Regions from separate parts of the Homo sapiens genome. Here region 1 is linked to region 2. A link is an interaction called in ENCODE POLR2A ChIA-PET data of the cell type or tissue named here. Cell type or tissue: MCF 10A. All regions are shown on one strand. Region 1 overlaps ANKRD29 (ankyrin repeat domain 29). Region 2 overlaps LAMA3 (laminin subunit alpha 3).

The links. ChIA-PET counts read pairs that join two places held together with the same protein. Peaks named below come from ENCODE experiments on the same cell type or tissue, not always from the same donor. Only the 100,000 strongest peaks of a DNase experiment are listed, where the experiment ranks them.
Region 1: POLR2A ChIA-PET joins it to region 2 with 8 read pairs; 3 of 35 experiments call an interaction of 5 or more read pairs at or near these places.

The regions. Positions count from the first base shown.
Region 1 is chr18:23,649,358-23,654,357 of GRCh38, reverse strand. The region is part of intron 1 of ANKRD29 (ankyrin repeat domain 29); the gene reads left to right. Among named protein-coding and RNA genes, the nearest start is that of ANKRD29, 11 kb to the left of the region's middle. In MCF 10A, no CTCF peak of the experiment used is centred here; a DNase peak (open chromatin) is centred at 2,877.
Region 2 is chr18:23,700,798-23,705,797 of GRCh38, reverse strand. The region is part of intron 1 of LAMA3 (laminin subunit alpha 3); the gene reads right to left. Among named protein-coding and RNA genes, the nearest start is that of LAMA3, 14 kb to the right of the region's middle. In MCF 10A, a CTCF peak has its summit at 2,539; a DNase peak (open chromatin) is centred at 2,547.

The DNA.
Region 1 (5,000 bases), 51 kb after region 2:
CGTGAGCCACCGTGTCCAGTCCAGACTTGGATTTATTTATTTATTTATTTATTTATTTATTTATTTATTTATTTATTTTTTGTGGAGGCTGGGGAAACAGAGTCTCGCTCTGTCACCAGGCTGGAGTGCAGTGGCATGATCTTGGCTCACTGCAACCTCCGCCTCCCGGATTCAAGCAATTCTCCTGCCTCAGCCTCTCAAGTAGCTGGGACTACAGGTGCGTGCCACCGTGCCCAGCTAATTTTTGTATTTTTAGTAGAGATGGAGTTTCACCATGTTGGCTGGGATGGTTTTGATCTCTCGACCTCATGATCTGCCCGCCTGGGCCTCCCAAAGTGCTGAGATTACAGGCGTGAGACACCGCACCCAGCCCAAACTTGGACTTAAATCCCGGCTCTGTTATTTGGATGAGCCAAGATCCTTACTGCGTGACCTTGACTAACTCATTCCTATGCTCAATTTCCTCATCTTAAAAATAAGAATAATAGGCCAGGCATGGTGGCTCATGCCTGTAATCTCAGCACTTTGGGAGGCTGAGGCAAGTGGATTACTTGAGGCCAGGAGTATGAGATCAGTCTGGCCAATGTGGCAAAACGCTAGCTCTACCAAAAATACAAAAATTAGCCAGGCATGGTCAGTGTCAGGCATGGTTGCAGTGAGCCCAGATTGCGCCACTGCACTCCAGCCTGGGCAACGGATCGAGACTCCATATAAAAGAGGGGAGGGGAGGGGAGAAGAGGGAAGGGAAGGAGAGGGGAGAGGAGGGGCCTTCCTTTAAAAAGTAAAAAATAAAAGAAAAAATGGGACTAGGCCAGGTGCGGTGGCTCACGCCTGTAATCCTAGCACTTTGGGAGGCCAAGATGGGCGGATCACGAGGTCAGGAGTTCGAGATCAGCCTGGCCAATATGGTGAAAACCCATCTCTACTAATAATACAAAAATTAGCCGGGCGTAGTGGCAGGTGCCTGTAATCCCAGCTACTCAGGAGGCTGAGGCAGAAGAATCGCTTGAACCCAGGAGACGGAGGTTACAGTGAGCCGAGATCATGGCACTGCACTCCAGCCTGGGTGACAGAGTGAGATTATCCATCTTAAATAAAAAGAAAAAATGGGAATAATTATCTCAGTCATACATTACTTAACAACAAGGACACATTCTGAGAAATGCACATTAGGTTATTCTTTCATTGCGCAAACATCATAGAGTGCACTTACTACAGACATAGAGAGTGTAGCCGACTGCACATCTAGGCTCTATGGTGTAGCCTATTGCTCCTGGGTGACAAAACTCTATAGCATGCTCCTGAATGGAATACTGTAGGCAATTGTTACACAGTGGTGAGCATTTGCATATCTAAACATATGTAAATGTAGAAAAGTACAGTAAAAAAATGGTATCATAATCTTACAGGGCCACTATCATTTATGCAGCCTATCATTATATATTACATGACTGTACTACCTCATGGGGCTGCTCCTGGAATTAAATGAGTTAAAGCAGTAAATTGTTTAGCACACTGCCTGATACAGAGCAAGATCTCAACTTAGTTGTCCTTGCTGTTACTTATAAGGTTGGAACCAGCAAGCCTGAGAGAAGCTCCTTGGTTTTATTGTAGAGATCAGAAAAATCAAGAAAGAGGTGAAATAGTAATAGCATGCTTGGTAAAGTGCTTTACAGTTTCTGTGATGTATTTTCACGTGCACTGTCTCCTTTAAAGGCTAGAGGACTGGCCCCATCTCTCGCCACACCATTTATGATTGTGTGCATATCATACTGAGAGGAGATTTGGAAGTTATCCAGGGAATGTGATGTGTATAGACCCCAAACAGAAGGAACGTTGGGGACTTTCCATCTTAGCTGGAGAGGAGCTTGGGATGGAGGATAGGAAGGAGGTCACCGGGGGTCACTGCTGCCTTACTCCTTGCTATCCACAGAAGAATTCCACAGGAGGCAGAACAGTGTGATGGGGAGTTAAAGGGCAGCCTCAAGCAAGAGACTGCCTGTTGCTGAAGCCTGACTTGCCATTTCTCACTTTCCTCATCTGTAAAATGGGGTCGTCCCAGTGCCCACTTCACTGAGCAAGGATGAGGATGAAATAAGCTAGTGTATGCAGAAGATACGCCACGTGGTCCAGAGTAAGCACTTTGCACTGAGTGAGCATTAGCTCAAGATTCCTGACCTCCAGTAAATGTGCCGGCCATAGGGTGACAGGAGCACCTGCCCATTTCTTTGCTAGACATTGCCACCTAGATGCCCCATAGGCACTTGAAACCCACCATGTCCAACCCTGAACTCATCATTTTTTTCCAAAGCCTGTCCTTCGTACGGTGTTTCCAATCTTCAAGAATTGGCACCAAGATCAGCCAGGCACTGGAACCAGAAATCAGGAGTCAATCCACTTTCCTATTCCCTCCTCTCCTGCACATACAATCACAGACCAAGGCTGTGGAGTTTAGCTCCTTAAAATGTCTCTGGTCTGTCTAATCTTCCCATACCCACTGTTGCTGCCTCTTAGTAAATTAAGCCCTTGAAGGAAAATGAAATATTTATAGCTTTTCACAAAGCTTGGTTTCTAGAACCTTATAGAAAACCAGGATGGCCAGCCCAGCTGGAGAGGAATCCCCAAGACCATCCTAAAGGGAGGAGAGGCCCCGACTAGAGATCTTGTTATGACAATAGACACTTGCTGTTTGCAGATGGTCTTTTGAAGGTATTTGGGGTTAAAGTGAAATGACAGAGTCCCTGAAAATGAATTACAGTCTATCATTCTTGTGTGTTTACCTTTCAGGAAAAGCTAGCAGAGCTGTTCCCTGGTGCATATTACATTGTCTGCCTGATTCACCCTACCAGACTTCATTTTGGCCTTGTGCAATCTCTTTGTTAAAAGGCTTTGTTTCATGATTCATTATACAGGTCAAACCTCCCTTGCCATTTCTTTGCCTAGTTACTGACAGCTGGAACAAATTAGACCCAGCCTGGTGCCTAAGCTGCAACACTGGTGTGAAAACCATGGTTGCAGTTTGCCTTGAAAACTCCAGGATAGCAAAATTTACACGGTCAGGAAAGGCAAATTGTTCATCTGAAATTGGAGGTGATTTTTTTCCCTTCTAAATGAGCCAGGAAACTATTCAAAGTATGTTTGCTGTTAGCTTATCACTCTCCACCCTGCCATTCTCTCATTCAGGTATGTACAAGGGCGTACGCCTGTGTATGTGCTGAAGGACTTCTGAAATGAAATCCTCACACCCACAAATACTGCTGCCACTGTCCTTTCATTTTAGAGGGCTTGTTGAGTAGCTGAAATTGTTGGTATTTTCTTTTGAGCTTAGAAAAAGCACTGTATTTAATACGATATCAATATATTTAAAAGGCATATTACGCAAAAGGCCTTTTGAGTCGCGTAGATGTTTTAAACCCACTCACAAAAAATGCTTTCATTAAACAATGTGAATACTTTTATAAAATTTCCTAAGACCATCAAAATTCTTTATTAGTACCAATACTCTGGATTTAATTTTGCCTATTGATTCTGACTTCGTAAAGAAAAGTAAATAGAGGAAAGGAAACTGGCACTTAATCAGCATTTATGGTGTGTTGGGTACAATATTAGGCAAAAATCAGCATCATTTAATACCGTCAACTTCAAGGCAGGTACTGTGATCTCCATCTAAGCAAGAGGAAACTGAGATTCCCAAGGGCCAACTTACTTGTGCAGGGCTGGGGTGAGCTGTCTGGTCCCAAAGCCAGTTCTTCCCTCTCGTCGACTGTTCTCTACAAACTCATATCAATTATTTTAGAGAAGAAGATTGTACTACAGTCAGCTCTGCCACCCATTTAGAAGACCTGTTTTCCACTTCCATGCTTTCCATAGGTATGGCTCCAAAATTAACTTTGTAGCTTTAAAATAACCCAGTAGGCCCAGTGCAGTGGCTCACGCCTGTAATCCCAGCACTTTGGGAGGCTGAGGTGGGTAGATTGCTTGAGCCCAGGAGTTCGAGACCAGCCTAGGCCACACAGCGAGAACCTCTCTACAAAAAATAAAATAATTAGCCGGGCATGGTGGCATGCGCCTGGGGTCTCAGCTACTCAGGATGCTGAGGTGGGAGGATGGCTTGAGCCTGAGAGGTCGAGGCTGCAGTGAGTCATAACTATGCTACTGCACTCCAGCCTGGGCAGCAGAGTGAGTCCCTGTCTCAAACAAACAAAACGATCCAACAGTGGAATGAAGGATCCATATGAAGACATGTAATGGCATTATTTGCCCTAAGTTCCTTGTTCTCAAGTCAAACCTCTGGCAAGTTCCAGCTGAAGCAAAGAAAATTAGATGGAGGGGCCGGGCACGGTGGCTCACACCTGTAATCCCAGCACTTTGGGAGGCCAAGGCGGGAGGATCACGAGGTCAAGAGTACAAGACCATCCTGGCCAACGTGGTGAAACTCTGTCTCTACTAAAAATACAAAAATTAGCTGGGCATGGTGGCGCACGCCTGTAGTCCCAGCTACTCAGAAGGCTGAGGCAGGAGAATCACTTGAACCCAGGAAGGGGAGGTTGCAGTGAGCCAAGATCACACCACTGCACTCCAGCCTGGCGACAGAGTGAGACTCCATCTCAAAAACAAAACAAACAAACAAAAAAAGAAAATTAGGTGGAGGAAAAGTGAAACATTCACACAGGTAGTTGGAATCAGATAGAAAGCATTGAGGGCTTAGGAAACGGGCAGGTAAACTCTTTTGAGAGGTCAGAATTGGGAGAAATTTTGCCCCACTTAGAGGTGAGGAAAGATTTGGAGTGTTTCTGGGAGGAAATAGCATTCGAGCAGAGCCTTGGCCTTGAAGGATGGAGGAAAATTCATTTCAAGCAAAAAGGAAACTGGGTGAACAAAAACACAACAGAGGCAGGAAAGTGAGAACATTAGTGGGAAATAGGTTATTAATAGTGCTGGATTATCAACAACACTGCTCTTCATAGCCATGTGGTGGCTCAGGTGTCTGGAATCCAACA
Region 2 (5,000 bases):
ACCTGTAATCCTAGCACTTTGGGAGGCCAAGGTGGGAGGATTGCTTGAGCTCAGGAGTTCAAGACCAGCCTGGGCAACATGGTGAAACCCCGTCTCTACAAAAAATACAAAAATTAGCTGGGCATGGTGGCATGCATCCCAGCTACTTGGGAAGCTGAGGTGGAAGGATTACCTGAGCCTGGGAAGTCGAGGCTGCAGTGAGCCATGATTGCATCACTGCACTACAGCCTGGGTGATGGAGTGAGACCCTGTCTCAAATATATGTGTATGTGTGTGTGCATATGTGTGTATGTGTATATATATATGCATATATGTCTGTGTGTGTGTGTGTGTGTGTGTGTGTGTGTATGTCATGATAATACATTCCCGAGCTGGGTCTCTTCCCATACATCTGGTAGTGGGCAGATGTATGCAATATATATTTGTGTATATAAATATCTCATAAACTGAGTGTTATGACTAATCCATAATCTAACTCCGTGCCTGATGTCCGATATTTTAAAAACACCCATAAATAAATAAAGCAGGGCAAAAACTGATAGAAGTCAGAGAAGAAAAGGAACAGAGAACTCCCATGTTCAATTATTCATCCATCCATGCAACAAACCTATGATGATCATCTACTCTGTACCAAATGCCATTCTAGACAGAGAGATGAGAACACTGAAAGATAAACAGAACAAGGGACTCACACTTGGAATTGCACCAAGGCTATTATATTATTAGCCTATTCAGATGGGAAACAGAAAATGTAATGGAAGGGGCTATGAAGAAAGGAGATAGGACTGTTCCCATAAACAACTAAGCAGAGTTGAGCTCCAAATTTGGCAGTCTCCAGAGAATAAACCAGAAGCCCACAGAATGACCTACCCTTTTTCAGAAGGATGGAAAAAAGTAGTCTCTCCTAGTTCCTAACATTTTTTATGATCTTTCTTAACTAAAAAGCCTTTAGAATTCACAATGTAAATACTATATTCCTCCAAGAAGCTAGAGGATGATTATAGCAGTGCTCCCTAACGTAGTTTCTGGGGGTTTTTGTTTGAACATTCATTCATTTATTCAACTTATCCAAATTACCTACCATGGGTAGAGCACTATGTTAGATACTGTGGTAAAAACAAACAAACAAACACTAAGAGCTGGATCTGTCCCTAAAGAAAGTTAGTGGGAGACAAGAGAAGTAACTCAACCACTGCACATTACCAAAAGATGCTGGGGCAAGCTAGCACTGGGGTGTGGGAGCCCAGCAAAGGAACACTGTGCTTTACTTTGCTTAATCTCCAGAACACTGTGAACTTTATATCAAAGTATTCAAAACTTAAAGATGAAGAAACAGCTCAGAGAGGTGAAGTGCTTCATCTCAAACCACACAGCTAGGTCGTGCTGGGGCCAGGAACTGCGTGTGTGCCTGATAATGTTACTTATGGCCTGGAACACTTTCCTCCTGGCCAAGCTGCTCTTGTGAGCTACATCAAAAGGTGCTGTCTTAGATTTGGACGGTGTGAAACAGCCCTGGAATGACAATTATATGACTCTATATACACCTGCCCACTATCAGATGTATGGGAAGAGACCCAGCTGGGGAGAGAAATCTGTCTGGCAGAGGTTCAGATGCACGCCCTTGTGGCAGGCACAAAAAGCCCGGCAAGATAAGCATTTAACCAACGTTCATCCATCAACAGCCCCACTACAAATTACCACATTCATGTTTCCACGAACCTCTGCTCCTATAGCCATCACTCACTAAGGTTCCGGAGGCCATGGTGTCTCAAGTGCCCAAACCCAAGCCAGCTGGAGGCCTGATGTATAGGACATCCTGGGCTCCCTTCCTAACTTGGAATTGCTCCTTTGCAAAGACCTTGTTCAGAGCATTCTCCCTTTTGAGAGTCACAAAGGCATTTAGGTGTGGTTACTGAAGATTTGGGCAAGTGTTCTGTGAATTTCCTGAACGTATCCTAAATATACTGGGGTGAGTGGTGAACACCCAGCTCTGCGACTCCCACACACAAGGTTTCATGGCACCAGGGGGTGGAAGATGACATCTCTAATGTGCCTGGTTCCTAGAGATAGGGATTTGGGAGAGAGCTAAAACAAGGGACTCAAAGTTGGTTCCAGGTATTTAAACACACACACACACACCTTTTTTTTTAATTATTATTATACTTTAAGTTCTAGGGTACATGTGCACAACATGCAGGTTTGTTACATATGTATACATGTGCCATGTTGGACACACCCCTTTTTAAAAAGAAGCAGTTAAGCAATTGTCTGCAAAACTCCAAATTCTAGGTGGGGGAGTCCTTTGAATTCATTTCAACTCATTCCATTTAACTCATTTAACTACTCTACATTTTGGAGTAGAATAGATGGAAATTCAAATCCTGATGGCTACCAGTCACAGCTATGGAACGTTAGTTGAATTATGTAGACTCCCTTGAGCTCCATTTTCTCTTTATTATAATGGGTTAATACTGCCTATCTTACGCAGTGGTTTGAAGATTAAATGAGATGTCATCCATGAAGTAGACACCAGGTGGTGTGATCATACCACCATTGGAACCACTGGAGTGCTTGCTGGAAATGCAGACGCTTCTGGACTTAGAATCAGCATCTCTAGTGGGAGCTAGGCATCAGAATTTTATAAAAGCACTCCAAAGGATTCTTCTGCCCACTGCAGTCTGGGAACCTCAGAGGCAGTGACGACTGGCACATATGGGTGCACCACTAGCCATAGACAGTGCTGCAGCAGTCATAGAAGTAGCTACATTGATGGTAGTAATGACAAAAGGAAACATCCATGTGCCAGACGTGGCCCCTTGCACTTTATATGCATTAACTCAATTTCCATGACAAATCTACAAGGTAGACACAAGCATCAGACCCTTTTATAGAGAGGGAAACAGACACAAAGAGGTGGAGCAATTGGTCTAAGTGGTAGAGCCAAGATAGAACCTGAGAATTAGCCCAAGAGGGGATGCTGGAGAAGGGAAGACAAGAGACAAGGAAGAGGGGGAATAGCTGTCTAGCCGTATGAGGTGTAGCATCTGAATCTGCGGGTGCCTCAGAGATTTGGGCACCAGAGATTTGGGCTTGGCCAGAAAACATGTATCTCCCCTGCTGGGCACCACCAGCCTGTGAGTCAGACACAACCAGGTAAGGAGGATATTTTTAAGCTAGGCGTGGTGGCTCACACTTATAATCTCAACACTTTGGGAGACCAAGGTGGGAGGATTACTTGAGCCTAAGAGTTCAAGACCGGCCTGGGCAACAAAGTGACACCCCCTTCTCCACACACACACAAAAAAAATTAGCCGGGCATGGTGGTGCACACCTGTAGTCCCAGCTACTTGGGAGGCTGAGGCTCCCTTGAGCCCAGGAGTTTGAGGCTGCAGTGAGCCATGATCACATCACTACACTCCAGCCTGGGCAACAAAGCAAGACGCTGTCTCTAAAATTAGAAAAAGAAGAAAGAAGCTTCCTTTAGAAAGGAAGATGCTTGCCGTTAGTCTTCTCCCTCCATAGACAACTGAGAACTGTGTTTTTCTATATTGATGTAATATTTCACTATATTTACTCTTTCACTCTCCTGGAAGTTATTTCACACATTCTCCTTGCTCCTCAAACTCCCACCCCCTTCCCCTCACCTCGTGAATTTGCTTAACTTGCTCATCTTCATAATCTACAAACCTCACAACATCTGTACCCATATACCTGCCTACCGTTGGTATGGAGAAGCTCCTGTCCCCTGACACTCACTCTCTCTGTCTCTCTCTCTCCTCTCTCTCTCCCCACTGCATCTCATTTCTTCTAGATCATTCCGATCAGGATTAAAACAAATGTGCTTGAAACAACCTCGCACTTTTCCCCCACTCACTCCATTTGACCCACACTGACTCTCTGGCTGTTTCTCAATCACTCCAAGGCTGCTCCTGCCTCAGGGTCTTTGCACATGCTGTTCGCTCTCCCAGGAACACGCTTCTCCCAGACTGAAGTCTCTTTTCGGCAGTCTTCCTTAGCAACTCCATCTAAAGCAGTGCTGCCCTCTATCTCCGTGTCTATTCCCCTACCCGCTTCTCTTCATCCTCAGCGGAAATTGCAAATCATTTCCTTTTTAAATTATCCTCTTTATTGGATTATAACTGCTCTGAGGGCAGGGCTTCATCAATTTTGCTCACTACTATAAACCTAGATTGGTATCTGGCACAGGGTAGGCACTCAGTATTAGTTGATTTGATTCATAAATTAAAATGGCAGAAACTATATTTAGTTACTCAGAAGTTTTTAACCAACCACAGGAAGGAAGGCAGTAATTGCAGACTGATACCTGTGTCACTAAATTCAGCTATTAGAAAGCACAGTCTAATGAAATCTAGACTCGCTTCTTCTACCCTAATGGAAATCCATGTGTTCCATGAGCAGGGCCTCCCCAGAACCTATTCTCAGCTCCTAACTTCTGACCACTTGCCCGCTCTGGCCAGAAAGCTCCACTCATGCCCAACTCAGCTCTTCCATCTCTGGGCAGAGTCTCACCAGTTTCAGAGACTTCTCAGGTACTCACCTTCCTTGCTTATCATGGCCAAATCAGAGAGGAAAAAGGAAGTGAGAGTTATTCTTTTGGTCACAATATATTTCTTCATTATGATTTATTTCCATTCAAAAAGAGGTTTCCCAGGCAACAATGCCTCATTCTCCTAATCTCCGCACCTCATCACATCTGACCCCTTTTATCAGTGTCTTATTATTTTGACTTTCTTACCAAAATAGATTTCTCAACAATATTTAATTAGAGTTACCACTTATGACAGGGCGTGGTGGCTCATGCCTGTAATCCCAGCACTTTTGGAGGCGGAGATGAGAGGATAGATTGAGCCCAGGAGTTTGAGACCAGCCTGGGCAACATGGCGAAACACCAACTCTACAAAAACTGCAAAAATTAGCTGGGCATGGTGGCACGCCCCTGTAGTTCCAGCTACTCAGGAGGCTGAGGTAGGAGGATCACC